Linked DNA regions of Mus musculus: all the other regions are linked to region 1. A link is a loop called in an ENCODE intact Hi-C map of the cell type or tissue named here. Cell type or tissue: left cerebral cortex. All regions are shown on one strand. Each heading gives the region's core, and the rest is flanking DNA. Links, peaks and the distances in the headings are about the cores only.

Region 1 (5,962 bases), core at 740-4,739:
GAATCACGTTGGCTGTTCACTGACTGGGGTCATAACAGTGCTGGGAAAGAGTATGGGGGGGGGGAGGTTAGGGGCAAATATATGGGAGCAATGAGTCCTGAAAGGTGATGGGAGAAAGCCCTGGGGGCCTGGAGTAGTTCCTGAATCTGCAAATGACTGGTGGAGTATAAGGAAATGCACATGAGAGTCAGTAGACAGCAGCAAAACACAGAGCACTGAGTTTCAGGGGTCTAATGAAATGCTGTCCTTGCTATGGACCCTGCTCCATCTTCACTGGCTGTGAGCTGCTCTCTAGCAAGATGCTTCTGCTGAAGCACTGGGTGGGCATTGGGTAGAGGAAGGGGAACCAAGGCTTCCTGCATCTTCAGATGTTCCCATAGTCCTCCTACCTGCAGTGAGGCATGGAAGAATGATAGGAAACCATATGGACAGGTTCATGAGTCGGTGAAGAGCTGGGGAAAGGCTATCCCAGAGAATGGCCCTGCCTTTCTCATGCTCAGCCATCATGGCCTGTTATTCCCAGCACACTGGTAACTCCCTGGTCTTTATCATTCATCTTCTTGTACGATGAATGGGCCAATAGACTGGAGAAGACTCATCCATACGTCATTAGGTAGGTACACTGGGGCACTCATGGCAATCTTCCTTCAAGACAAAAGGCTCACAGCTTTCAAGGGTCCATAGTTGCTATGAGCAAGATTCAGTCCCTAAATGTCCTATTACTGGCTCAGCCTCCAAGGACTCTCAACAGCCCTACCAGTCACTCCCACTGGTCTCTCCTTTGAGAAGCATCATCTTCCCTTCCAGAGCCACCTGAGTCAAGTTCCCCTGATGGGTGGAGGGCCTGAGTTAACTGATTGGGAACAGGCTGGGCAGCACTTCTACATGGGCACTGCCAGGGATATTACAACATCAGCTATGCTGGTCCCCTGCCAGTTCCCCCAGGGATGGGAGGAGAGAGGGTGCCAGACGGCCAAGATCAGTGGGCAGGGGCAGAGGCAGGCTGGGCCAAGCACCCAGATGCATAGAGGGGGTGGAGCTGGGGCAGGAGCAAGCAGGATACTTTGTTTGCCACTGGAGGGGGCGTGCTTACGGTTGGGGCTCAAATTCCAAGCCTCTATTTCCAGGCTTAAGGGGGCTGTAGATGTCGATTGCCCCTTGCCCCTGCCAGCTCCACCCTGCAGCGAGGGGATTGGAGAGATGCCACAGGAGTCAGAGGCATGGACAAACCTTTTCTGAATGCTGGGAGCCTGACCTTTGTGAGGTTACCCCCCTCCCCACACACACACACCAAGTCACAGGCACAGGAGGGTCGATGGAAACGTGATGGAAGAATTTTAATACCCAGGACACACAGAATAAAGAGCATGGATGAAGGGGCAGTCTCTCAGAAACCTACTCTCGCCTTGGAGAGCTATACCCAGTACTCCCCCATAAAAGACCCCCATCCAGGGTGTGCATAGGCCCAGGCTAGAGAGATCCTCTACTTTGCAAACCTTAATCCCTTACTCTCCAGACACAGTACCCTCCGACCTCCCAAATCCCGGGCTCACCTTCCCGCCGGCCTCCAGCTCTGCAGGTCTGCGCCCCCCGAGGCCCCCGCGGTGGATCTGCACCTCGCAGATCTTTCCTAGCGTCGCGCGTGTCCTCTCTGGTCTGGGGACCTCGCTTCCCAGGGGCCCGCGTCTGCTCGCAGCTTAGAGTCTCTGGGATTCTGGGAGAGGACCCAAGGCTGCAAGCAGGGACTGCTCCCTAGGCGGGGCCCTGGGGAATCGTGCGGGGGCCGGTGTCACGATCGGAGTCGCTGAGCTGTGGTCTCGGGTTCGGACGCCCGCTGCTCCCCAGCGCTAGCTGGGCGAACGCAGCCGGGCCCGCCCCCTCTCGTCTCTCCCAGCCTGGCCCGCCCCTCTCCAGCCCCTTCAGCCGCTCTCGCTCTCCTCTTCCGGGAGCCGAGCCCGCCCTCTGGGCCTAGGACCCAAGTGCGCGGCGCCGGATCCCCAGCGGGGCGTGCAGTGGAGACGCTGGGCGCGCCTTGGGCCCGCCCGTGTGCCGAGGAGGGTCGGCCTCCTCCCGCAGGTCCTGGCGGGCGGAGGGGACGTGGGCAGGAGGACCGCACGAGTTAGGGTCCGGGAGGAGGCGGCCAGTGGGCGCCGCTGCGAGGCGTGTTTAAAACCCTGTAGCTCGCGCCCGAGCATCAGCGGAGCAAAGCGCTACTGGCTGGCAGCTGATGGCCAGGCTGAAGCCCAGGCGCTGCGCCTATGGCTCCTCCCTTTCTCTTCTTTAACTCTAGGAACTAAACCAGTGGGGCTTCTACTCTGGATTGAACTGAGGTGGGCGTGAGCAGAAAAAAGAAAAAAGAAAAAAAAAAAAAAAAAAAGGAGGAGGTGGAAGGAGAAACAAGTCTTGGGAGCACGGGAGGGCAGAACAACCAGAGACAGTGCAAGCGTCTGGGAAGGAAAAGGTCCCTGTGCTAGCTTCAGACTTGTATCTGTTTCTGTGCCTTGAATCTGGGTCAGCGATGGGGCCTCTGAATTGAACCTTCAACCGCCTCAAAGGCAGGGAAGCCTGGGGCGGAGTCCGGGAAGTCCGATGTCTGTGCCTGGCGCAGACCTGGCTTGGACAAGTCGCTGCACCCAGTCTAGGTGCCACCTCCCTGGCGCGCGCTCCGCAGAGTACCATCCCACAGTGATGAGAGGCCGTAGAAGGTCCACTCAGTCGGTACCTGGATGCAGGGGCGGAACAGAGCGAGCTTGCTACTAGGGAGAAGAGTTTCTACCCAGCCCTAACCATTTCTAAACTAGAGTACTGGTTTGTGGGGGTCTATTGTTTAGGTCCCGCGGAGCAGGGCTGCAGCCTTCGCACGAAGTGTTGCTACCACCTGCTGGTTCTTTGAGGGAGAACAGGTATCCTGTGAAATCTGCACACCCCTTCGCCCCTATTACCCTGTCCCATCTTATACCCCCTTTCACTTATTCAAAGGCATCCTTATGAAAGTACTAGCTAGCTGCTTATGGGCTGATCATAACTGGTACTTAAAGAACATTTAGAAACCAATGAAAATTGTGAAAGAGACTATGAGCCAACATGCACAAGAAACCAAACAATGAAACTCCTTGAGGTACTGCGAGAGAAACAGTCGTTAATGAATTGGCTGAATGAGTGATAGAAAGATAAAGACAAATAACGAGTCCCTACTTGGACAGGAGGTTGTTCGCTCATAATATCGAGGATCAATTAATAAGCCTGATTAAGTTTAATGACCTGCATTTGGACCTCATTAAAACTTCAATTACACTGGTGTGCCTATAACTCGTATTTCTTCCATTTGTTTCTAAGCTTTCTGATAAAGAGCTTTCTTTATTTGTGGTTAACTGTTTCCAATGCTTTCAACGACTGAAAAAAGGGGGGAGGCTGATCTTGCAACATCTTCATTATTAGACAATTCTACCATGTATCTATCATCACATCTATCTGGGCATCTATGTATTTCCTGTTACCATCTGGAATGCTGTTGGTGCTCTCATTAAACATATACCCTGTACCTCCAGCCTTTCCTACATGCCTGGAAACTTTAAAAAGTAAGAAAGTACATAAAGCATGTTTAAACATAGTCACAAAACCAAAATATAGATATTTCTTTATGAAGCCCAGAAATTCTAGCAAAACTTTGCATTGTGATTACAATAAAATCTTTGTTTTCTTTTTATTGTATGACATATTACAAATTCTGTTTCTATTAATTTAGACTTATGTAATCAGTCAATTTTTTTCTTGCTAAGAAAACATGAATGTGTCTGGTTTTCAAAAAAAACACTATTGTATCCAGGATGCATAGAAGATTCAATTTATTATTACAATTAGCCTTATATCCTAATCTACATGATTTCAAACCAAGTTTTTATATTTTATTTTATTGTGTATCAGTGTTTTGCCTGGATGTATGTATACACACTTGCTGAGTCCTGCCCAGGCAGGGAAGGGAAGGGAAAGGAAGACATCACAAGGTTCCTGCTGTAGCAGCCAACAGGGAGTGGGCCTCCATTAGTGTTGATGGTTGCTAGGTGTAAGGCTTGTTTGGACAGTATAATAATACATATATTTAACTTTATATATATCTATATAAAGTTGTATACTATATAGTATTTACATATATATGTACACACATATATATTCACATATACACACATATGTATACATATATAAATGTATATATATATATATATATATACACACACACATACATAATATATATATATATATGCTCCCCCACCAGGGGGAAAGTCTTTTCTGCCAAGGTTAATGATTCCATGATAATTAAGAACAGAACGATCCTAGGAAATGAGAATTTGTCTCTGTGACACTGAGACTTTCAAGACAGACCTTAAGGCTATGGCAAAGAACTCTGAAAAATGGGTTCAAGAGTGTATAATTTTGCACCTATGCAAAATATAAGGATGTAACATGAATTTATGAGGGCCTTCATGAACCTAAAAGAACAGAGGTAGCCGGTTTGTCAGACGGATATTTTGTTGTTTGTTGTTGTTGTTGTTGTTGTTGTTGTTTTTGAGACAGGGTTTCTCTGAGCAGCCCTAACAGAAGAATATTAAGGAGATAAAGAGACTAAGGGAAAGGTGACCTCAGGCCAAGATCCCACCCAGATAAACTTAGTGTTTATGCTTACAAAAGCAGATAGAATTCTGAGTTCAAGGTCAGCCTGGAATAGAGCAGCTTTAGGTCCAGGAATGGTGAGAGTGGTGATCTTGGGATCCACTCAGCTAGCTTATTATTTATGTTTACAAAGGCACACAGATTTCTGAATTCATTTGCTATGTTAAAAACAATGTATTTGCTGTTATATTTCAAGAATCAAGGGGCTAAGGTCATAAAATGCTGATTCATGGGATAATCAAAAGGGAACCTAGGGCAAATGACTGAATTGATATATACATCAAAGACTAGTCTTTGGTCTATAAAAGATGAACTGTCTGGAAAGCTATTGTAGTTCCTGTTTGAAATTTGTCTGGGAAGTTTTCTGACTTTGTTTGGAAAACCAAAAAACTAATTAGAGAGCTAACAGAGCTCTTGTAGAATTTTCCTAGCAAGTTTTCTGACTTTGGTCAGAAAACACAAGAATTTTTTTTTTAGCACTCTTTCTGACTTGGGTCAGAAAATAAATGAACTATCCAGAATGTGTTTAGAATTTTTCCTATCAAGAGAGAGCTGTCTTGAGCAGACTACAGAGCTGTCAGCTTACACTCATCACTGAATTCGAGGTTTTTTTTTCTTCCACCACTCCAAAACATTCCTTCCTCAGGATTTCCCTAACCAAGCCAAGGCTGGCCCTTGGCACACACTGTGAGTGTGCTTGGTGCCAGTGGTCAGAAGAGGGCATCGGATTGCCCGGAATTGAAATTATGGATGATTGTGAGCCATCATGTGGACGCTGGGAATCAGTCCTGGGTAAAGATATGCTTTTAACAACTGGACCATCTCTCCAGTCTTCAACCAGGTATTCATAGTGGGAAGAGAGTATACAGTACATCAGCTAAAGTATGTCGTAGTCTGCAGCTATGAAAAACCAAAGCAATGAGTACCATTTGAAGTTTAGCATAAATCTTTGCTGTAATTTGCTCAATACTTGTCCCATATTAGGTGCTTAGGGGTGTTTTAGAAAGGATAAATAAAGAATAATAATCTTTAAACATTTTTAAAGCTGAAAAGCAGACCTTAATAAAGCATATGCCGCACAGAATTCATTATCTCCAGCGCACACAACTTCTAATGTAAATGTGGTGCCTAAGCGGTCTCCTGAGCAGAAAACTTCAGCAAGATGGCATGACTCCTTGGCTGGCTTTGCCACTTTTCTGCTGATGTTTTTCTTCCTTCTTAAGCTTTTCTTTCTCCAATATCTATCACTCCCCAAAGATATGCAATTTTCTGCTTCCTTATTTCCCCTTAGAAC
Region 2 (5,962 bases), core at 876-4,875, 590 kb before region 1:
AGCAGTTATGTGTCTAACTGAAATATCTTCCTGAAGCATGAAATTCATCACAGATAGCAAGTTGTGGAAATGCCTATTGAATGTAGTGGAAATTGTGTGCTCTATAAAGTTATTAATACGAGCAAATATGCATATGACCAGAAACACTGTTGTTAACATGCTAAATGACATTGCGGGAAGTCATGTTATTTAAATATGGCTAAGAAATTGAAAGATAAATTATGTAAAATGTTTGTTTTTTCATACTGTCCACGAGCATACTTAAAACACATTAATATAATAATTAGCTTTATTTCTTCACCATGGGTTGCAAATTTTTATGACTGGAAATATTTTGGACAGTGTGCTCATGACAGACACAACATTGGGAAGTACTTTAGTGGAAACTTTTGAACAGGTGAATATAAATTTGCGTGCCTTTATGATTTCTGGGATGTATGGAGTTAATACTGGACTTGTAATGAAGCGGGAGTTTTATGTGACAAGTTATATAAGGACACAGGCATTGCATATGCTCATTTGCATTATTCAACAGGCATTGCTTTTTGCTACAAGTTAAAAATGGAAGATGCCACAGACTTTGCTCACCACTTGCTCTCAGTCTCCTGTCCAAACTGAAGACACAGAGTTGGCAGTTAGATACATAGTACATGGTCCAGTCAGTTCACATAAGGCAGGAGGCTCTGTCACAGCAGAACAGAGGGACTGTTGTTGGTCTGCTGAGAGAAGTAATCTTACATCATCTGAGGGAGAAAATGTGCTTATGCTTAGCAGTAAAGATTTTTATCATACAATTGGTCTTTTGAGAGGGAAAACCCTGTGAATGTTTCCCTGAAAGTCAACCACAGTGGTTATAACACACTATGTGGAGATGCATCTGGCATTTTGTTTCTTTGTCCTTTTCTGCGTATGAGTTATTAGGAATGCTATTGAGGGCATGATAAAACCTGTGATAGTCTGAAAATAACTTCTCCAAAAGATTTATTGAGTTCAGATTTGTGGAGGCATTCTCGGTTGATCCCTGGTGTAATAGATGATGGGAAAATTAACGCAGTGATGACTGAAGGCTAAAGTCCTGCAAATGTTTTAACAAGTGTGGAAAGATTCACTTTGGAAAGTTGTGATGGTTAATGCTGATCATTCAATTGACAAGATCTAGAATTTTTGGAAGCAAACATTTAGGCATGCTTGTAAGGGAGTTTCTAGATTGGATTAATTGAGGTGTGAAGACTCACATTAACTGTAGGAAGTTCTATTCGATAGGGGGAGGTTTTAGAATGAACAAAGAAGTGAAAGACAGATGAGTACCAACATTTGCTCTTTCTGCTTCTGACTGTGCATCTACTGTGACCAGTCTCCCATGTCCCTACTGTCTTTCCTGCTTTTGTGGACTGTATTTCCCTCATATCAAGGATGAAATAAAGCTTTCCTTTCTTAAGTTGGATTTCTCAGGTATTTTTCCACAATGGGAGAGGTTGTGCTTTGTCCTGTAGTGACTTGATGTGTCATGGTGGGTTGGTACCTCCCTCTTCTCAGAGATGAAGAGAGAGATGGAGGAGGGGCCATGAGAAGGGGAACTGGAAGGAGCTGGGGTGTTGTGATTGGGATGTAAAGTGAATAAATAAGTTAATCAATGGAGAAATATTTCTTTTTAAATAATGTTTTAAATCACTCATCTGAAACATGTTTACATACCACATATTTTTGATTGTATTTAACTTGCAGTCTCCAACTCCCTTGGGCCCATCTAACATTATTTCTTCCCAAATTCAGATTTGTTTGTTTATTTTCCTTTGAGACTGGTTAGTGCTGACAATATGTGCATAGGTTTGGGGCTAGCCACTCGAGCATGGACAATGTATCAGTGGCCATAATCTAAAAGAAAAAGTAGCCCCCTACCCCCTGCAGCAGTAACTCCTCAGCTAGGAGTGAGGCTAGGTAGCCTCTCTAAATAAATGCTTAAAATTAAGGCCCAATAATTAGCTTTGTGAATAGTTCTTTTTCTTTGTTAAAATACATAGAGCTAGATATTGGCCTTGGTGAATAGTTTGTAACCAAGACTGAATTCTGAGTTTATGTTGCAATGCATTGATGGCATCGATGGAAATTAAAAAAAAATTCAGATTCAAAAACAAAAGGCAATTAACTATGAGAGAAATGTTAAAAGCCAAATATTTCCACTTTTAGTGTTCTATATATACTGAAATTATGACCATTGTTGTATGTACATACTTACATGGTCTTTGGCAAGCTGAAGTGGTTATTTTCCAGGTAGCTAGTTTGAATTTTCCTATATCACCCATAGATCTCCATGTCTTTGTTTTCTGCAGATTCAGAAGTCTTAAGTGACCTCGTCAATGCAAGTCTGGCACCTTCAAGGAGTTATGTAAATACTTAGCACTTTTCACCACGAGATGGAGCTGATGAATGAAGCTTTCTGTAAGTGGAGCAATTCCTTAGTTCATCCACTGGTGAGCAATCACGGTCTTTCTAAGTGAGAGCCTCTTGAGGGAAACCTCTATTTTAGGCAGTTGGCTAGGAGTTTTATCAATCTACCTTTTAGGGAGAGTTTTTTTTTTATTAGATATTTTCTTCATTTACATTTCAAATGCTATCCCCAAAGCCCCCTATATCCTTCCTCCATCCTGCTCCCCAACCCACTCACTCCTGCTTCCTGGCCCTGGCATTCCCCTGTACTGGGGCATATGATCTTCACAATACCAAGGGCCTCTCCTCCCATTGATGGCTGACTAAGCCATCCTCTGCTACATATGCAACTAGAGACACAGCTCTGGGGGATACTGGTTAGTTCATATCGTTGTTCCTCCTATAGGGTTGCAGACCCCTTTAGCTCCTTGGGTACTCTCTCTAGCTCCTACATTAGGGGCCCTGTGTTCCATCTAATAGATGACTGTGAGCATCCACTTCTGTATTTGCCAGGCATTGGCATAGACTCACAAGAGAGAGCTATGTCAGGGTTTAGGGAGAGTTCTTAAATTTTGTTATCATGGTCAGGATTATATATTTTCATCAAGTATCATCTTTTTTAATTATTATTTTATTTGTTTACATTTCAAATGTCCTCCTTCCTGGCTTCCCCTCTGCAACCTCCCATTGCATCCCTCCTCTCTTTTGCCTCTAGGAGGGTGCTCCCCCATCCACCAACCAATTCCCACCTCACCAGTCTAGCATTCCCTTACACTTGGGTATCAAGCCTCCATGGGACTAAGGGCCTCCCCTCCCACCTATGCCAGATAAGGCAATCCTCTGCTGCATATGTAGTTGGAGTCATGGGTCCCTCCATGTGTACTCTTTGATTGGTGGTTTAGTCTCTGGGAGCTTTGGGTGGTCTAGTTAGTTGATGTTCTTCCTATGGGGTTGCAATCCCCTTCAGCTCCTTCAGTCCGTCCCTAAACTCCATTGGGGTCCTTAGGCTCAGTCCCAAGGTTGGATGTGAGTATCTGCATCTGTATTGGTCAAGTGCTGGCAGAACCTTTCAGGGACAGCTATATCAGGCTCCTGCCAGCAAGTACTTCTTGGTATCAGCAATAGTGACTGCATATGGATTGATCCCTAGATGGGGTGGTCTCTGGATGGCCTTTCCTTCAGTCTCTGCTCCATTTTTTGTCCCTGTTTTTCCTTTAGATAGAAACAGTTATGGGTTAAAATTTTTGAGATGGGTGGGTAGTCCCATCCCTTTACTTCCTATCTACTGGAGATGGCCTCTAGGTTCTATCTCCCCTTTGTTGGATATTTTGGCTAATGCCATCTACGTTGGGTCCCGGGAATCTCTTGCTTCTCTGGCATTTGGGACTTTCTAGTGGCTACCCCTAGTTCCCCATCCTCCACTGATACTTTCTAGTGGCTACCCCTAGTTCCCCATCCTCCACTGATACCTATTTTTGTTCAATTTTCTGACCCTCTGGACGGCTCTCCTATCTCTTCCCGTACCTTATCCTGCCCTGATTTTCCTCTCCCCCCCCCTCTCTCCCGCACAGGTTCCTCCCTCCCTCTACCTTCTTTGATTATTTCGTTCCTCCTTCTAAGTAGGATTGAAGCATCCACACTTTGGTATTCCTTCTTAAGCTTCATATGGTCTGCGAGTTGTATCGTGGGTATTCTGAGCTTTTGGGCTAATAGACACTTATCAGTGAGTATAAACCATGTGTGTTCTTTTGTGACTGGGTTACCTTACCCAAGATGATATTTTCTAGTCCATTCATTTGCCTGTGAATTTCATGAAATCATTGTTTTTAATAGCTGAATAGTACTCCACTGTGTAAATGTACCACATTTCTTGCATCTATTCTTCTATTGAGGGACATCTGGGTTGTTTCCAGCTTCTGGCTATTTTAAATAAGGCTGCTGTGAACACAGTGGGGCATGTGTCCTTGTTATACATTGGAGCATGTTTTGGGTACATGTCCAGGAGTGGTATAATTGAGTCTTCAGGTAGAACTACTTCCAATTTTCTGAGGAACTTCCAGCTTGATTTCCAGAATGACTATAGTAGCCTGCAATCTCACCAGTAGTGGAGGAGTATTCCTCTTTCTCCACATCCTCACCATCATTTGCTGTCACCTGAATTTCTCATCTTAGCTGTTCTGATTAGTGTGAGGTGGAATCTCAGGGTTGTTTTGATTTCCATTTCTCTGATGACTAAGGATATTGAACATTTCTTTAGGTGATTCTTTGCTATTTGAGATTCCTCAGTTGATAATTCTTTATTTAGCTTTGTACCCCATTTTTAATAGAGTTATTTGTTTCTCTGGAGTCTAACTTATTGAGTTTTTTGTATATATTGGATATTAGTTATTTATTGGATGTAGGGTTGGTAAAGTTTTTTTCCCCAATCTGTATATTGCTGTTTGTCCTATTGACACTGTCCTTTACCTTACAGAAGCTTTTCAGTTATGTGAAATCCCATTTCTCAATAGTTGATCTTAGAGCCAGAGGCATTCCAATACTTTTCAGGCCTTCAAAGTATTATCTTTTAAAACAGAATAGTTATATTTATTTTTGAACAGTAATAACATCTCCAATTTCATAAGTGTAATACTTTCAAGCAAGTACAATTTTTATTTCTAGAGAAAATAGGAAACACAACAATAGAATAGTTGTCTCTGAACAGGTATAGCACTAGAGCCTTCTGTATAGGGTGAAAAAACTAAGAAGAGAATCACCTAAGTTCATAACCCATTGAAATAATTTTTGTATGTCAATGGGTAAGTTTTGACTGGGGTTTTCATATTTGTCTTTGGTCTATTAAAATTCTCTGCTGCTTCTTTACCAATGGCTAGTTACTTGCCTTTTAGGCTCCTTTTATTTATCCAGGAATTAGTTACATATTTCATTCAGGTAGTTATCTGTACTTAGGTAGAGTTGTACACAATGACTATTATTTTTCCACAAAGTTCAAGTCTCCTTCATAACATGAAAAGGCAGTGAATAACCATTATTTTGATGGAAATAAATAGTAAATGAGATGTAACTATTTTCCAAAAAAGAACCATTTACTTTTTGTGAATATGGGGACAGGGTGGGAGGGAGAGGAACTAGGGACTTTGGGAAGAAGACATGTTAGGTAAACAAGAGATAAGTAATTACAGTTGGCAACTCATGTCAATCAAAGTATTGATTTTTCTACAACTGTGTAGCAGCTATGTAATGGGAGAAGGAATAGTGTTCATAAATGATGATGGAAAAAATAAAATATCTATGTCAAGTCTTTTTTTCATGAAAAGTTAACAGAAACAGATTGAAGACTGAGATATAAGAAGAAATAGGCATACATCTTGGAGATGAAACCTAAAACACAAATAATTAAAGAAAAATAAGTTAAACTCTATTTAAATTTTTTTTTTTATGTTCCAAAGGGCATGAAATGAAAGGATAGTCCACAAAATGGAAGAAAATATTTGCAAACCATTTATATAATAAGTTATTATATAAATATATTATG
Region 3 (5,962 bases), core at 1,289-5,288, 160 kb before region 1:
CCTTCCATTTAGTTAAACATCGTGTGTGTGTGTGTGTGTGTGTGTGTGTGTGTGTGTGTGTGTATTTGAAGGGGAAACTGAAGAGGGGAGAAGGATCTAGAAAAAGAGGATGGTAAGTAGGTGTTAAGTCAACTTAAGGCCATAAAATGTGTAGAAGAGAGGGAAAAAAACAGAAAAAATGCACTCAGTCTCCCATTTAGAGAAGTTTTATCTACAGTATTTTAACTTACAGATTTTTAAACTTACAATGCTGTGATGCAATTTGCATCCAGTAGATATCACATTTCAGATTTTGAGTTGCCAATATGTGTTCAATGCTCTCTTATGCTGCTGTACAGTGAACAACTGATGCCCTAGTATCCTTGCTACACATTTGTTCTTGGTGCTGTGGTTTGTGTTTCTGCATCTCTTCATGTCTACCAAACACTCATCTATGTGTGTAAGAGGTAGTCATCAGATCAGTATGAAGTAGGCTTTGTGTTAGAAGATCTTGCTCAAATGTAGAGGAATAGAATGTGGATACATTTAAATTGGGCTTGGCTAAGCTAGGAAGTTTGCTACAATATAATATGTTCACAGTGGCCACAGGATGCTACTAATGTTAAGTAAATGTGTGGATATACAGAATGTGACTGACATGATGGAGAATAGAGAAAAGACGTTGGGCTGAACCTGAGATATTCAACTAGAATCTACTGTAGGGCAACTCTTATTTCTTTGGGTGCTGCTAGGTACAGTGACTAGAGATGATATGCAAAGACTTCTGCCTGAAGTAGTTTCTGCATTTAAAATGGCTTTAGAATCTATCTCATCATAAAATGGAGGATCGATAGTATTGTGTAGTACAAAGAATGACTCCCTCTAGAGCAGAACGGGAGATTTGAGGATATGAAAGGTGGATTCACAGAGGTTATATGAGTTAGTGAGGAATGGAATGAGGGCTTATGAGACAGCAAGAGCCCATGCAAACAAAATCCAGGGAGTATAAGCCTGGATGGCTTACAGTGGGACTGGAGAATAGGAGTGCCTGAGACTGCACAAGTGTGAACTTAGTGTGTCATGATTGTACATTGTCAGCATGGTTTCTAATACTCACAATGACTTGGTTAAGAAAAAATTTTGGTCTCCATTTTACAAATGGGAAATGGGGGCCTGGAAGTTAAGAAACACCTAAACACGAATTAAATTTAATTCAAGTGTGGCCAACACCAAAGCACATGTTGGTGCCTCCTAACCATTACCACTGCAACATGCTGACATATGCATGCACACACCAGGCATGGTCACATGTTAACTACCTGAGAGATGTCATCTGTTCTCTGACAAAACACCTTCTCTTTGGACATGTTATTGCTTTTGCAATTTTGCATTATCAAATATTTAAATGGATACAGATTATAACCTGTAACTGTGTGAAAGAGGGTGGCTCAGGATTTCTGACCATTGAGACAAGGAAACCTTCACTAAAGGATTTTGGTTGACACCCCCTTCTGTTATTTGCAGCCAGCCATGCTCTCTACCTCATACTAGTCCAGATTATCCTCCAATTTCCAAAGGCTCTCACAGTGTACACAAGCACTGTGAATGTTATGTCCATGTTAATATGTGGTGCACAGATGGACACAGTACACAGTGATGGAGAGACAAGAGACCTGAGACTAGACTGCTAAATTAGGATATGCCCAGAGCAAACCTGCTGTTTCTTTGGATGATGCCAATTACAGTGGCCAGAGGTGATATGAAAACACTTTGGCTGGAGGGAATTGCTGACACTAATATAATTTCCTCATGTTTATAAATTAGTTAACTGTAATAAATAATTATTGTTAGGGCCCATCTTCTAAAAAGCCAGAATCTACATGGGCACTTTGCCATCGCTCAGATCCCTGTCTTCCCAAAGGTGTGTCACCACTTCCACCTAGTGGTCACTATTAGTAATGCACACAGGATATCTGACCTCCCCTAGGCTGAACTGTCTGGAAGCTGTTAGGAAGAATGGGGCAGGGATTAGAGTAAATGTGCATTTCCAATGCTAGGGGAGCAAAAGAAAAAAAGAGAAGTGAGCACATTGGGGACACAAATTTTGAAAATTAAGAAGGATAAATTTCTGAAGCAATTTGAATTTCAAAAACTTGCTTCAGAGAAGTCCATGATTTTTTTCTCCTGTTTACATATAATTAATCAATTAATTGGTGTAAGTGTGTAAGCATGCCATGGCACACAAATAGAGATCAGAACAATTTTCAGCAGTTGTTTTTCTCCTACCATGTGAGTTCCAGGTCAAACTTAGGTCTTCAGTCTTGGTGAGCACCTTCAGCCATCTTTGTAGCCACATATGTCACTTTTTGAGAATGATAACAGTTATTTGTATGAGCCAGAAACTATGAATAGTTTTAAAATGAAGACTGTACTGAGCTACTGTCTGGAGAAAAATAAGTAGCAGAAGGTGTCTCATTGGTTCGTGTGGTAGCATAACCTTTCTCTGTGCGGCAAAAACCATACAGATGTGTCTTCTGATCTCCACCACAGCCATCTAAGTTAACCACCAGCAGTGGTCCAAAGTCATGGATTCTGCAAATGCAAATTCAACCACGCTCTGATGCAGAGCTCCCCTCCCGACAGTTGTATCTGTTCTGAGTACATGATGACTTCCTCTCATCACTGTTCCTGAAGAGCTATAGTATAACAGAAAGTGGGGAGCATCCCCCTCATAATACATATTAACTAGAGATGACTTAAAGTAACAGGGAAATAAAAATGGACATAGGAAGACATGTGTATGTCATATGCAAATACTACATCATTTTATATCAGAGATTTGAGTATTCATGGTTTTGCATCTACGGGAGACTTGGAACCAGTCTGCCAGAATTCAGTTATGGTCTGTCACATGTTATGAATAAAGAAAATAAGATAGACTCAAATAAAATCCTACATTCAAGCCCATTTATGAAGTAGAGGGCCAAGATGGGGTTCAAACTTGGTCGGACAACTCCTGATAGCACTCTGTTCACATGAGATTGCTTTTCTTTGATTCACATGTAATTATTTGTTTCAAGGATTATTCCATGTGTTTTGATGAATTATTAATAACTTTAAATGGTTTCCAAACAGTGCAAAAGTGGATGGAAAGCAGTTACTCTCCTGTCTCCTAACACTAATGGAGCCCCCTTTCCTTGAGGCTTGATCGGTCGTTCATGAGTTGCACACTTTTCTATAGTATCTCAGCAAGACTATGATAAAGAGATGTCAGCACAATGTCTCACACCTGCAATGCCAACTCTTGGGAGGCTGAGGCAGGAGGATGATGACTTTGAGGCACTCAGAGCTGGCTACCAAACAAATGCAAAAACAAAAATGATTCCATCTCCAATATTTAAAGAATTATAATTTTTATTTATGATAAAGTTACAGTGTGGATGAATTAAATTAAGCATCGAAATCAAAACTACCATGCATACCTAGACAAAGTTTTAAATTCAATCAGAATGGTTTTTAAAATAGACCATGTTAATTTATGATTCAGTTACTTGAAAGGTTTGGAGTTGCCACTAATGTAAGGCTTTAAAAATGACTGCTTCAATTTTCTCCCAAGCTCATTATATTCTCCAAACATCATTGCAAAGCTTCAAAAGCATTCGAAGCCTATCTCCCTTCTCTTTCTTTTATTAAAGATGCCCTTCTTATTCCCAGATCCTCTCTTGGTTATTAGATTGACTTGTAGCCAATCAAGTAAATTCAGCTAGGGACACATGACCTAAAGGGCGTCATCTCAATTCTCCAGTCCAGAGATCACTTGCAGTGATACCATACACAAGCTAGATGGCCATATCTTCAAAAAGTACACTTCAGTTTTAAAAATATGCCAAACTCTTTTCCACATGTTGTTTTGTGAGTACGAGTCCAGTTTTCACATGGACTGAATGTGAATCAGCTCCGTAGAGCTCAATTTTAAGTGCATTTTGCAAGAGGTCCCATTTTTAGCCAAGTCACAGCTGAGCTTTCCTGTTAGCTAATTAGTACTTGTTCTTAAATTGGGCAGCTCCAATTCAAGCTAGATGAGATGCAATTTATTTCTTCTCTACTCTTAAAACCATCTAAGCTGTAAAATTTATGTTACTCTGTTTTTCCTTTTGTCTACCAGAGGGTTAGTTTAGTTTCATTCTGAATAAGTCAATAGAACTCCTAAATTGCCACACAACCACCAAGTTATCTGCGGGGCTACACAATTTTGATGATCACCAAATTGGATAAACCCAAAGCACTGGAAGATACTTGTCTCTAAAGATTGCCATAATAGACTCAGCAGTTACAAGCACTTGTTCTTTTTGCAGAGGACCCGGGTTTCATTTCCAGCACCCACTTTATGGTTTTCAACTGTATGAAATACCAGCTTCATGGAATCCGATACCCTTTTCTGGCCTCTATAGGCACCAGGCACACATGTGATACAGAGACATACCTACATAATAGAATTACAAATAGAAAAGGTATTTTTCCTTCAACCACTGCCTTCAACATGCTTCATCAAATGTGCCTTGTCTTCCCTTGTGTGGCATTTAAGGCCCGTTCTGTCTGTATTGCACCTAATTCAATGAATATGTTCTTCCTTGACCACTAGTGCCCATTAATGTAGACACTGAAGGGGAACAAGAGTAGCATGTTCTATTATCCCTCATCATTATATTGTGGTCCTCCATTTGTATCCTGAATCCTATGACATCATGTCAGAGAAAAAGAGATGATGACTTTTTACTTACCTGGAATTCATTGTCTTTTCCTTAGCTGATGATGCCTTTGGGAGACAGACATTCAAATGACCTTCTCACAGCACAAGTTCATACAAGTGCATCTGCATTTTGCACTGCTTGCAATTACCTTCAACTCCTTCACTAGCTGTTCAAATGAAAGCTTTGCAACACTGAAGGCTCCTTATCTCAGTCGGGTAGTATGCTTGAAGGCGGGGGGGCATGGGTGCGGGCATGGGTGCTGATATGTATGTGGCAGGGGACAAGAAATCATCTGCCTTGCTAGTGCTGGGATTAAAGCTTATGCTACCACATCCAACTTTTTATTTGGGTTTTGAGAATCATAGTCTGGGCTTCATGCTTCAGGCAAGGATTTTGCTGACTGATCATCCTAGTTCAAGTGAGTAGTAGGGTGACCCACTTGGATGAAGACTCTTCAAGATGAGTCACCATAGTATTTGCATAATCCCTATTTCTGTATCAGCACAAAACTCTCCATCATCCTCCCTGGGAGAAGACAAGAGCCTTCTCCTTTTTTAGTCTGAGGATAGGTGTTCATTATTTCCTGGAACTTTCTTCATGTTGCTCTTTTGAGCCCACCAGGGTGGACGTGTAGAGTATAAGAGATTGCAGAGCTGATCTGTATAAGATACCCACACATATGAGCCTTGTGGAGATGCATTTTCATGTTAGCTCCTGTGAATTTCCTTTTTCCAGTAAGCATGCTTCTTAGCTCTTTGGCCTGCATGGGTGGAGAATTGAAGGTCAATAGACTGTCATGTTATCTTGCTGTATTTTCTCTGGAACTTTTTCTTCAGCATTTATTAGCACAAACATGTTTCCTGAGCCTTGACATTAGTGGTGTTCTAACAATGAAAAATGATCATTTTCAATTGTCCCTGTTGTGACCACAAAATGAGTAATGTTTCAGTGGCAGAAACCAGGCCAGGAGCAAGCTCAGAATCCTTTGATGCCCTTAGATTGAAAGCTTAATATGAGATTCAAAGTTCAGACAGAGCCAATGGTCCCATTAGGAGAACAAGGAAAAAGGTGTGACCCAGCAACAGGACCTGCGGCCTGCAAACAGAACACTAGGGAATTTCTAAGGGAACACTACCAGATACATGAATCCCTCTTTGCCAATAGTCATTTGTATCCTGTAAATTTACTCAAGGCAGGTCTACCCTGAGTCAGGATAGTTTCTCCAAGAAGCA
Region 4 (5,962 bases), core at 829-4,828, 670 kb before region 1:
GTGGGTGGGTAGCCTGGGAACAGGTAGAGTTGCTGGCACAGAGTACTACAGTACTCAGACATCTCCTTGCATCGGTGGAATTCTGTGCCAGGGGCATAGCCTTCACGCTCCTTGATAAGGGCATTCACCTGGGAAGGCAGAACCAATGGTCCAAAGTCCGAGATCACTTTGTGCTTCCATGTACAGGCCAACCAAAAGGGTAGATGAAAAAAGTGTGCAAGGCAAGAAGGCAACAGTATGGAGACGCAAAGGCTTGTGGAGGCAGCTGGAACGGACTTACCTTAACAAGCATGTCGGCCACGTGCATGTCACAAGCTCTTTCAGAGAACACCTGAGTGAGGGCCTCAATGTACCAGGAACCCCGTTTGGTGTTCCGCATGGCAGCATTACCTACAACCAGAGGTGTGAAGGTCATGGGCAAGCTTCACAAAGTCAGACTTCTAGTCCTTTTTCTACCCTCTCTAGTATGAAGTAGACTTCAGTATGAAGACAAAACAAAAGGAAATAAACCCCACATCCAGGACAGTCTAACCTTTTGCACTCTTACCTTTAAGGCAAGCATAGCCACATATCATGTCTGAGCGAGTAGGCAGTCTCATCTTCATCAACTCCTCTTTGCCAGCATCACTCTCCTCACATCCAGGGGATTGTGTGTGGTTCTTTCCATCTTGCTGGTCGACACCTCTATCTGTCTCATCTGCAAAAAGACCAACAGAAGAGACAAAAATGTTACTTTCTTCCATCTTTTATAGATCTGTCAAAGTCCCTACAATTGCGACTGAAGAGCCATTTTTAGCTGTTGCCTCCAACCTGTAGCTATAAAATTAAAAAAAAAAATTAAAAAGTTATTACTTTCTAAACATGTATCATTGCTGGAGGGGTAACTTCTAAAGGCCAGGCCCATGTACCTATATTCCTATTCAGCATTAAGTGCAAATGCAGTTAGGACAGTCGCATTAACTTGTTCAGTTAGCATAATGTACAGAAATTACACTCCCCCCGTATTAGACAATAAATTGTGGTATTTAGTCCTAGAAGAAAAAAACAAGTCTGCTTACTATTCATATTCTATATTAAAATTACAACCTTAAACTATGTTATCAGTTTAAAAAAATGAGAGTAGGTGTGATCAGAGGTTCTCACAGTGTTTTTCAAACTTCTAAAACTTTTCTTACTTGCTTACTAAGTTTGTAGACAAACTTAGAGAAGTTCAAAAATGGAAGAACTTAAAATTAGAAAAACAAATTTGAGTACTTTCTCCTAAAAAATGAACAAGCTGCTGTTTATTTTAGAGTTAGGAAGGACATAGCAGGCATATGTTTGTTACATATGTTTGACAGCGTGAACATCAACAGGTCAGCACATCAAACCCAAGATCACCTTTTCACAGGACGCCCTGCATGCAAGACAAACCAAAGCCTGAAGAATTTTGGGAAAAGGACCAAGATTCACTGACTCAATCACCCCCCCAGACAGGGTCTCTCTGTAGTCCTGGCTGTCCTGGAACTCACTCTCTAGACCAGGCTGGCCTCAAACTCAGAAATCCGCCTGCCTCTGCCTCTCAAGTGCTGGGATTAAAGGCGTGTGCCACCACGCCCGGCAAATTTTTTTTTTCTTAAAGTATTGTTCATGTACCTATCAGGCACTGTCTCTTACTAAGATCTAGGGGCACACTGAGTTAAACACTATGTTCTTATTGAGCTTATCCTTCTAGCTTGGGAGTCAATCATTGTATTTTGGAAAGACTGGCAAACTCGAACTTTTAGAGAAGCCTCAGCTTCATGTCATACTTTAATGGGCCTGATTTTAGACACTGGATTAAGTGCAACAAAAATTACTCCAGAAAAAGAGCAATTTCTTCCTCCAACTCCAGCACTACATACACTTCTGAGATAGGAAGAAAATGGTCTGCATTGTTGTTACTGCCATCTAGACCAGGCTAAGGATGTCCTTTAAGCGATGGAGAGCTTACCTCTTGCCTTCAAGTTTCAGGCATATTAATCAATAAACATTCTCCACCTTCTCTTCACAACTGCTTTCTACATCACTGCCCATTTCTAGACATACAATTCCTCTTTCACTCAAAACTTCTAAGTGCTACTGTGTGTGTACAGCAGTGCTCTGGGCCTAGAGAAACATCTATGAATGAAAAATGCTTGCCCTCCCTCACATGTTCTTTTCTTAGCGCAGCTCCCCTTCCACGGTAACGTTCCTGGAAAAATGCACCATATTAATTTCATAGTTAAGCTCACAAAGTATTATCCGTTAAAGCTCAAAATCTCAGCTATGACTAAAGGTTTGTAATTAGCTAGATTAACAGCTTACGATCAGCCACATCTCACTTCATCACTTATAGAGGTGCTTAGCCTTGTATATTTGAGCACGGCAAATATATTATATAGTTGGGGTGGGTGGATAATGCTAAATGGTGGCACACTATACACTTAGAAGATAAATTTTATAATGTTGTGTTTGTCATGTGTTCCATCCCTTTTCTGGGAAAGGCTCTCTTCACACCTGTATAAAGCATGTATGCACGGTTTAAGTTAAGTCTTTCTGCAGCTACAAAAGCCTTGTCAAATGAGCCTCAGACAAGATCACCTCATTGCTGCATACTCTTACTTGTACAGTTGCTATCACACAAATTTCATCCTGGCATGAGATTTAAACTCAAGATGCTCCACACACACTTGCTTTAACTTCCCTAGTAATCCATATACTAGCTAGACATTTCCTTCTGCTTCTGTGATGGAATTTACAGTCATTGCAAGACTTTAAAATACACTCTGCAGTGATACACAGGGAAACATTAGGGACCTGCATGTTTGGATAATACAAACTTTAACCCAGGGAGGATGCTGACCAGGTTGTAGCAGCTGTGACTGGCTTTCTTTCCACATTTACCCTGAAAGCTCTTAGGTGCCAATTTTGATAATCATCACAACAGCTTAAAGAAGTTGACTACACACAGTTTATAAGAAGGAAATAAAGTAGAGGGATGTGATGCGACTTCTCTAACTTTACATAATTATTAAGCAGTAGAGTCACAATCTGATTCCAAATTTAGATTCTTAATTACTACTGTTTTCCTCTAGATGAGAAGGAGGCCTATGTGTCTTCTGAGCCATGTTACACAGGCCTGGCTCTTAAAGGGGTAGAAGACACTGCATGCAAGAGGATCGAAGCAGCTCAGGAGAGTCCGAGGCAGACATGATGCAGACATGAGGTCTGTACTGTTCTCCTGCATGCTCCAAGAATGGTAAAGAAAGGAGGCAAGCGCATGGGAGCGTGAACATGGCACAGAGAGAAAATGCAAGGGTAAGAGAAGGAAGATTTGGAAGAGTCAAGCAGAAATCCTTAACTGGAATGAAAAACAATAAAAAGTACATTGCAGTTAATAAGCAGAGAAGAGCCAAGTTCTTAGGAAAAGAGCACACACTGATAAGAGATTCCTGACAGCCATGGAGGTGTAGAGAGCTGGTCAGACTGAGAGCCATGGGCTGCCCAAGTCCTAGCACACCCCATGCATTGGGAGACACTTACAGAGCAAGAGAGGCGGTGGCAGCAGTGAACAGAAGGAGGTGCCCAAGGGATCCAATAGCACCTGAGAGGAGCAAACAGGAAAGTGAGAGCTGGTGGAGGCTGCCCAGGAGCCACCACCCAGGTGCTGGTTTGCCAGGGCACTCACCTCCACGACATGCTTGGATGAAGAACATTTTTGGCTTGTTCTGTAGACTTGGACAGTTAGCATTGTCAAAAAGTCGAAAAACCTCTTGGAGCTACCAGAAACAAATAAGGGAGAGGGGAAGTTAGGTAGCCAGTGAGACCTCTTGAAGTCTAACACATACAAATTCAACCTTCATCTGAAAGGTAGGGAGATAGCTGATCTTGTCAACTGGACTAGATTTACAGTCACTTGGGAGATACACTTAGTTTATTTTTGAGGGTATTGAATTTCCAGAAAGAATTAACTGAGGAGGAAAGACCTGGAACCCAGACTGAAAGGGTTGGGGCAAAGAAAGCCAGACATGCCAGCATCTCTTCTTTTATGCTACACAATTTACCCAAATACAAGAAGCCTACTGCTCCTGTCTCCACTGGAGAGCTGGCTTCTTGCCACGGGGGCTTATATTGTCAAACAAGGAGCCAAAACAAACTGTTTCTCGTTAAGAATTTTTGGTCTCAGTCCAAGAAAACCAATACTGAAAACTTATGCCAGTTTGGGGTCAATACAGCCATAATCTTTCCACATGGTTCATAGGCCATTGGAACTAGTTTGTTGGAGGAATATGGGAGAATTAGAAGCTGCAGGCTAAAAAGCCCAGAATGCTCTAAGCAGGGCTTCAGGGGCAATTTTAGTGGGTTTTCAAGACACCCAAGTGTTAATTAAGAAAAATGAAGACACAGGCTAGGCTCAATAGATCCTAGAACAGATCAAGGACTTTAATGAGAACTCAGCTTGTGTCCTACTTTGGTGAGGAATTGGACGCAGTCGTCTATATTCTGAAAACTTGAGGTTGAATTTAAATAATGGACTAATTTATTTAGCAGAGTATATTTTACCATAACATTCAGGCTGTGTGACATGGGTCACCATAGTGACCTATTGCTCACTAAACTTACCCACCATTACAGTGAGTGAAGTGTACAGCATAAAGATATAAAAATGCACTTTCATGAAGAAAGGCCCTTGAGCTTGGTTAAAATGAAGGACAGGGTAGAAATTCTTTATTATTTACCAGAATGCCTCAGACTCTCAGGTGTCAAAGGCTCTAGGAAACTTGTCCTTGAGGATAACTAGAGCCCAGTCCCAGACATCATGGGAGAGAGTTCTATCACAGCCATTAAGGCAAAAATTGAACTCTACATTGGACAATGGGAAAGAGGGAAACTAGGGGAAAAGATCCCAATCAAGAGTTACAGGGTTGAGGGTACAAATTTCCATAAAACAGAGTACCTGAAAAATAATCTTTAGGTGTGTCCTAAAAAATAATAACAGAGTGCCTGAAAAAATAATCTTTAGGTGTCGCCTGGATACAGGCTACCCAGGGAAGTATTTTCCGAGGGTCAGCTAAAGCCAGAGGCTGCTGTAGCCGGGCTACATCTCAAGCTGGCAGCAGAGAAGGAGGTAGAATCAGAGACTTACACCAAGGCTCCAGAAAGCCAAGAGGCCAGGCAATGTGTAGCCTCAGTAAGGCTGGATCCCTGTATAGAACTCCTGAGTGGGTAAAACAGAAAGTGACTGCTAAGATGTAAACAAAGACATCATATATGGAGAAACCAGATACATGGGACCCCAGATACGGAAAGCTGTTGGCACCAAGTGAAGCAAAGAGGCCACATAAGCCACATGCCAAGCTGCAAGGAGCAAGATTTTCATGTTAGCTGGAGCAAACGCTGCAATGAAGAACCCCAGATGCTGAGCTGGGTTTGTCATTCACTCAGGGGCTTCAGGGCAGTTTCTGTCCACTTCATTTGTCCCATTGCTTACTTTCTGGAACAGAAATGTGTACTCTGCCACCGTATATTGAGTGTAACTGGTTCTCTGTTACAGGTTTTAACGCCAGACTCATAATACTTTAAATTTATACTTTTGATCAGTGTTGAAACAGCTAAAACTTAGAAGATTCTTAGAAATATATTTTTCACTATGAGATGCCCATTAAGTCTTAAAGAGAACCAGGGACAGGCTATGTTTAAAGGTGATCTGTTCAGGTGTCTTATTTAAAATCAAATGCATAATGAATCTGAAATGCTCCTGTGCTTGTTCTATTGTGTGGCTTCATTTCAGCCTTAGTTATGAACATGTAACATGTGTACTTGGCACTGCATGTTCCAGTAAAGCAGGCTTAAATACTTAGCTTAGATTCCTATAGTGTCTTTATTGGACAAAGAGTTTTGTCTTTAGCGAAGCTAATGGTCTAATTATAGAAAACACACTTTTAATACTTTTCTATCAGCA
Region 5 (5,962 bases), core at 615-4,614, 660 kb before region 1:
CAGCAGCAGCTGCTTGGCCAGCACCACTCGATTCTTTTTCAGTGTTTCCTGGTGGTCAGGATGCATTCCACACACTGCCAAAATCCTACAGAAAGAAGGCAGACACAGGGACTTTCAAGCGTAAGCCTGAACACAGAAGAGAAGTGGATAAAAAGCACACACAAGGCACATTTTGTTAAATCTCTTTACATCAGAATGTACTATGCAGTAATATGCTGACCCTAAGGACATAAGGTATAATTCTCTAGAGAATGTTTGCATCAGACTATCTGAGATAATGATCTGATTAGGAGAGCAAAGAGCCAACTTGGTCAAATTAATATAAAGAAGCACAAACACATCCAAGAGAAGAAACACTTCTCTGACAGACAAGCTTTAGTGTTCAGAAAACATGACATACTTTTTATCTTAGAAATCGAACCTAAGTTGAAAATGATCTTAGGACAGGAATAAAGTAATAAAAACCTAAAGCTAACACCCATATCTCTAAGACACACACACTTGCTCTAGATGGCTCACATAAATATCAAAAATATCTTACATTTCCATGATAAACTAATACTAAAAAGTGATCAAAAATCCTACAAGGTATGGGTAAGTGAAACTGAGTGAAAGCCACAGAAGGTAGATACTAATGGTGAACACGGTATAAATTGTAATCACAAGGACAGTGTAAGCAATGGTTAAATTATCTTGGTAATTTAGTTCCCAGCAATAAATGTATTTAAAAGATTCCATAGTTTTTCCTCTCAAATTTGTAAAGAGACCTGCTTATGCTCAAGAATGGTGAATACCATTTCCAATATACATCCTTTATGTGTCCAATGAATCTCCCTGATCTTATTTAGTATGAAAAAATGCTTAAGTCTGATGACAATGGAGTGACAGTGTAACAGTTGACTTTATACATCAGAGATTTTTAGATGAATCCCGATTTCAATGCAGGTAAAATATAGGAGCACAAGTAAGCACCTTCAATCACTGAAATACCACGCACTGGTCGAATGCCCCTTGTATAAAGGCTCCTTTAAGTCCTTTCAGGCCACAGTTAGATGGAAAAATAGGGTCCTGAGAAACTGCATTAGCAAGAGGTATTGACGCAGAGTAAATATTCAGAATGTACCTGCTATTTCAAAATTCACTAGAATTTTAACTGAGGTTTTAAAATTCATGCTCTACATGAATTTAAAACCTCAGTTAAGAATCACCTTACAAGACAACACAGTAATGGGGATAAATACAGGACCTTGGTTAAATTAAAATGAATACAGCAGCTGTTAGCTGGGTTTATCATTAGGTATATAATGAATGGTAGAGCAGAGTTCTTAGGTCATTAGGAAGATCCATTTCTTAAGCGGCTTCATTTCCTCGACTTCCACTCTACTGCTCTCTCCAGTTTCAGTTGGCTAGCCATGTTCCGGTTTCCTGTAGAGGGCACCTGACCTCTCCCCCAACACCTCATTCTCTTTGACAGGACTAGACCAGGAGACCAAACTCATTTTCAGTTTCTGATTCTCTTGCCTCAGGCATCAGGATGCCAGGATTACAGCCTTGTAGCCTTTAAATGCTGGCCCTGCACTAGGACACCCTTGCAAAAAAATAAAGGGGAGGGGGCTTTTCTCTAGACAATTGCATCCTCAGGTACAATTTACTGACTCCAGTTCTAAATCCTCTTATGTCCCAGGCTTGAATTTTTAACGAAGCAGTCGTCACCGTGTTTTATCTGAGGCTCCACCTACTCCGCACACCTGCCACTTCCTTTTATCTCAAACTACCAGGCTTAAAATATGAACTTTCCCGAAGTTTCCAGTCACCTGGAATTTTAGGGCACCCATGAAAAGTGGAATGGAGAAAAAGAACACCGAGAGGTTTCTAACGCTTTGATTCCGTGTCCTGTAAGAGTTCCCGTTTCTATATTAATGTTAGAGGTCTGGACAGGAAACAATAAAATTGTGTCGTCCTGTGCAATGTTTTCATCGAAACTGACGGAGGAGGCGGAGAAACGGGAACCATCTAATCCTCTCAAAGGATTCAAATCCCCCAAACCTGTGTGGAACTCTCTGACAAACATCTATTATATGAGAAAGCAGTGCAGGGCACGAGATAGTCAATCCAAGTCAAATGCGCCCAAGGCCGAGCTGCGAAGTCTCTGGTTTTTAAAGAGAAATGAGTTTAAGTCCTCAGCTAAGAACTGGAAGGAAAAGCCGGAGCATCTCTGGAAAAGGTGAGATGCCGCAGGCGAGAAGTAGCGCGGGACGGACAAGATCGCTCTCATAGACTCCTCTGCGCTGGACAAAGGGAGGCTGCTGCAGCCCCTGTACACGCGGCACCAGGCCAAGAAGCCGCGCCGCTCGCCTGGCCGCCTCCCCTCCTCTGCCCTCCTCACCTGCTCCTCCTGTCAGCCGCCATCAGCCCCTTCCTGTGCAGGGAGGACTGCGACCTCCCGCTCGGCGCCGCCATTTCCAGCTTTTCCCGGGCTGCACACGCACCACCCACAAAACAAACAAACGCTGGGCCGCGCCAGCCCCCGCATCCCTCCCCCAGCCTCCCACCGCGCCGCGCTTGCGCACGGCTCCGCCCGACGCCAGCAAGCCCCACCCACGCCGGGACATGCGCAAGCGCACACTGCTCGCTGAGGCTCGCACAGCCCAATGGGAAGAGAGGAGGCGCTAGAAGGAACGGGAAGGGGCGGGAAAAGAGCGAGGGTTCTCCTACTCGGGGACCTGATTGGCTATCGATTCCCGCGGAAACCGCAGCCCCCTCCCCTGGTTCCTCCGACCCCTCCTGAAGTAACTACAAGAGACCAAAGGGGCTGGGCTTCCCTTGTTATCCTTGTTCGCCTTGAACTTCCAGGGCCAGGATGCAGGGAAGACGGAAAGCACTAGGAGGCGCTCTTCTCCCAGGCTGGGGCAGCTCGTGGTCGCGCTTTTCCTACACAAGTGTCCTCTCATTCTCTTATCTACCAGTTGACAAGGCTATAAAGTAATGCGGATTGCCTGCTTGGTATTGAAAACAGGAGGCACTGGAATTGGAATTTGATTCGAGTTATTTTTATGTTTTTACTAGCATCCCGTTCTTGTGCAAACTATTCAGCTCCCCTCAACCTTAGAAGCTCTCATTATCTTGGTAGGTAATACCCCATCAGGAATCTCAGGGAGACTTGGTGTCTACAATAGAAGAAACACAGCAGTCACTCAGAGGTATCCCTCCAGCTTCTCTTGGTAACTTATCTCTTTCTCATCTTCCACCTTACTCTGGAAATACTGGTCATCAGATAGGTTCCAGAATGTTTCCAGAAGAATCTAGGTGTGCCATTTATCTGTGAACGACATGCCACAGCCCGACTCCCCGCTGCTTTGAAGGCCTCGATTGTGATGTCCGGGTAAAACCAGTTTCTGATCCAATAGACACTAGGAAATGCTGGGCAAATGAGTGCACAGGTTCTGAGGGCACCACTTAGGGAAGTATCCATTTATCTTCATAGAAAACACTGTCATCATCAGCATGAGCAAAACTGATTTCATAGGCAGGAGGTGGAGTACTAGGCTCCAGTTTGGGGGCCACTCTCATGCTTTGCAGATCAGGAGCAGTGGCCACAACTCGTGGACCCCTAAGTCGAAGAATTCTTCCAGGGTTTCCTCTGGCAGTCATTGTCCCCTCTGAGCCCACTCGCCTTTTCAGACTGCCTGTGCTGGGACTGTCTGGTTGGCTAGGCTGTGCCCCCTCAACTCCTGGGGATATTATGATACTGCTGTAAGGGGGTGGTTGCTCCAGCTCTTGGAGGTGGCTCTGTGGTTGTGAATCCATCACCTCTACAGCCTGTTCATAGGTTGGCACCTCAAAAGCTCCATTGTCTCTGTGGGAGAAGAAATATGGTCGTTAGTGGGTACCTGAAAGAAGACCCCCTTTTTCTGTTCCACCATTCTTGCAAAAGACCTCTCTATTGTCTGCTGACCATTGCTCTTAATGATACCAGTGACAGAGGAAAGCAGAGTCTATGCTTAAGAAAGGATGGGCACAGAGGGAACGAGGGCCTTGCGTGTCTTCCCGTCATCCTGCCCATCTCCCATCGACTCACTGCGCTTGGCCTGAGGCCTCTGGATTCTCAGTCTGCCTGGAGCTTGGCATCGATCGGGAGCATCGTTCCATAACACAGGCCAGGAGGCAAGCAACAAAGCAAAAGCCAGCCAAGCAGAGGAAGAAGTAAGCAACAGGGGCGACATCAGACTGTATGACCAGTAAAGCCAGCCCCAGGAGGAGGGAGGCACTGCTCAGGAAGAGAAATGGCTGCTTCAGTTTCCCCAACAACTGTCTTGGCACCATGGCCCCTCCCAGGGCACCTGCAGAAAGACACACAGTTGTGTGTTAGCTAGTGATCAGCACTGCAGTAGTGCCAGACCCCAAAGTAAAAGTATTATGCTCTTCTATTTGGATTCCCAGTGTTCAATTCAGTCTGAAACAAATGATCTTCAGGGCCTCTGGCAGCTCCATTATTGTCTCCTATTATTATAGGTTATTGCTTTGGAAAGCTGGGAAATTAGTTCAGTTCTGATTCTCAACTCGCAGATGAACAGATGAACGTAGTGTTTCATAGCGCTGCCTGCATTCTTTGCTCTCTCTCTCTCTTCCCTGAAGTCTCTGTTTTAGCTCCCAACTACACCATGCTGGATCCAGGGCCAGCCACCTTACCTGTGAAGAATAAAAAAATAATAATGACTGCCCTGAGAACATGGGCCCCAGCCCCTGGCCAGATGGCCTAATTCCCCTTATAAAGCCTGCTGGAAAATAGGGTCGTGGTCGGACTCCTCTACCCCTGCGTGGTGTATGGGTCTCGACCTCAGCATGCTGGTTTGTGTGCCATTAAAACCTCGTGTGTTTGCAGCAAGCTTGACTGTTGTGACTTTCTGGGCTCTCGATTCCTGAGACTGGAGTGAGGGTCTCCCTTCAGGGGTTCCTTCACCTGTGGCCTCAGTGCACACAGGAATCTCTGGAATCCATATGATGGACCAAGCTTTGCCCTTTTCCTGGTTAGGTCAGACCTCTATTTTTCTCTTCCCAGCCAGAGGGCCCCCAATATGACTCTAGGAAGAGTACTACTCATCACTTACCAGTCAGCCTGAGCGTTTGCTGTCAGCCACAGTTGAGCCAGCCCATGCTCTGGATGGAGGAAAATGTGAACCCAGACACAACAAGGCCACAGGGATACCAAGTAAGTGGGGAAGAATCTTAGAAAGGCCTAGAGCAACCACGAGTGGTCATAATGTGACTTTTCTACACCCCACGTAGAGTCCTGACCTAAGCCTCCTCCTGTAAATCACTCATCTCAGATTTCAAGTGTCCTGCCAGCACGGAGGCTGGAGAGTTGATAAGAAAAGGGACACCTTTTCTCTCAGAAAACAGCAACAGTCAATCTCAAGACAGCTCACACCAGGTAAACACCCTGCCAGTTTCCTGAACTCAGTGTTGCAAGAATTCGCAGACCCTCTCCGCCCACACCAGCCCGACTCCCACGGCCTGCGCCCCGCCCCTTGTAGAGGTCCCAGGAGCTCGGGCTCACCTGTCTCCCCGGGACGCCGAAAACCTTGGCAGACTTGGAACACCGGGAACAGAAGGCGGAGCCTACTTGCCCCACCCTCTCTTTTGCCCCTAATCCTTCCTTCAAGCCTAGTCTTTCTCCACCCCTTTCTCCCAAGACTGACCTCCTGTTACTGCTCCTCAGTTTCCACTGTGAAGTCCTGTCCCCTCCCACTCCCGATGGTCTTTGTACTTAGGACCAGAGTTGGAATTACTTTTTTCCTCGGCCTACTCAAATCATCTTGAGTGCTAGTCACAATCCTAAGCACAAAGTACCTTCTGATTTGTTTTGTACTTGTCTTAACTGAGAGCCTGGAGCAGAGACCGTGGTGTATTTACACTGTTGGGTACACGGGGAGCCATGGTCGAAACTGGAGCGGCATATCAT

The links. Peaks named below come from ENCODE experiments on the same cell type or tissue, not always from the same donor. Only the 100,000 strongest peaks of a DNase experiment are listed, where the experiment ranks them.
Region 2: it touches region 1 in a loop (8-fold over the local background); 7 of 42 quality-filtered maps call a loop at or near these places.
Region 3: it touches region 1 in a loop (7-fold over the local background); 3 of 42 quality-filtered maps call a loop at or near these places.
Region 4: it touches region 1 in a loop (4-fold over the local background); 8 of 42 quality-filtered maps call a loop at or near these places.
Region 5: it touches region 1 in a loop (8-fold over the local background); 9 of 42 quality-filtered maps call a loop at or near these places.

Annotation. Positions count from the first base shown.
Region 1 is chr6:41,601,412-41,607,373 of GRCm38, reverse strand. Ephb6 (Eph receptor B6) reads right to left here and starts at 1,863. Exons shown (of 18, transcript NM_001146351.2): 1 at 1,554-1,863. Gm27549 (a small nuclear RNA gene) reads left to right here and starts at 5,069; the gene lies at 5,069-5,130. In left cerebral cortex, for the core only: CTCF peaks have their summits at 1,088 and 2,881 (motif pointing left); DNase peaks (open chromatin) are centred at 1,959, 2,180, 2,651, 2,801 and 1 more place; H3K4me3 peaks cover 2,285 bases; H3K27ac peaks cover 2,094 bases.
Region 2 is chr6:42,194,384-42,200,345 of GRCm38, reverse strand. No RefSeq gene overlaps it. Among named protein-coding and RNA genes, the nearest start is that of Tas2r144, 18 kb to the left of the region's middle. In left cerebral cortex, for the core only: a CTCF peak has its summit at 2,428 (motif pointing right); a DNase peak (open chromatin) is centred at 2,437.
Region 3 is chr6:41,757,849-41,763,810 of GRCm38, reverse strand. No RefSeq gene overlaps it. Among named protein-coding and RNA genes, the nearest start is that of Olfr459, 11 kb to the left of the region's middle. In left cerebral cortex, for the core only: CTCF peaks have their summits at 1,921 (motif pointing left) and 3,785; DNase peaks (open chromatin) are centred at 1,909, 3,962 and 5,191; H3K27ac peaks cover 25 bases.
Region 4 is chr6:42,274,512-42,280,473 of GRCm38, reverse strand. It overlaps Casp2 (caspase 2), which reads right to left. Exons shown (of 11, transcript NM_007610.2): 8 at 3,689-3,779; 9 at 548-697; 10 at 281-390; 11 at 1-128. Among named protein-coding and RNA genes, the nearest start is that of Clcn1, 9.2 kb to the left of the region's middle. In left cerebral cortex, for the core only: no CTCF peak of the experiment used is centred there; no DNase peak of the experiment used is centred there.
Region 5 is chr6:42,261,622-42,267,583 of GRCm38, reverse strand. Tmem139 (transmembrane protein 139) reads right to left here and starts at 5,614. Exons shown (of 3, transcript NM_175408.4): 1 at 5,558-5,614; 2 at 4,079-4,340; 3 at 3,029-3,856. The coding sequence starts at 4,323. The coding sequence ends at 3,457. It overlaps Casp2 (caspase 2), which reads right to left and starts at 2,599. Exons shown (of 11, transcript NM_007610.2): 1 at 2,387-2,599; 2 at 1-85. The coding sequence starts at 2,460. In left cerebral cortex, for the core only: CTCF peaks have their summits at 2,672 and 2,883; DNase peaks (open chromatin) are centred at 1,779 and 2,734; H3K4me3 peaks cover 2,565 bases; H3K27ac peaks cover 1,117 bases.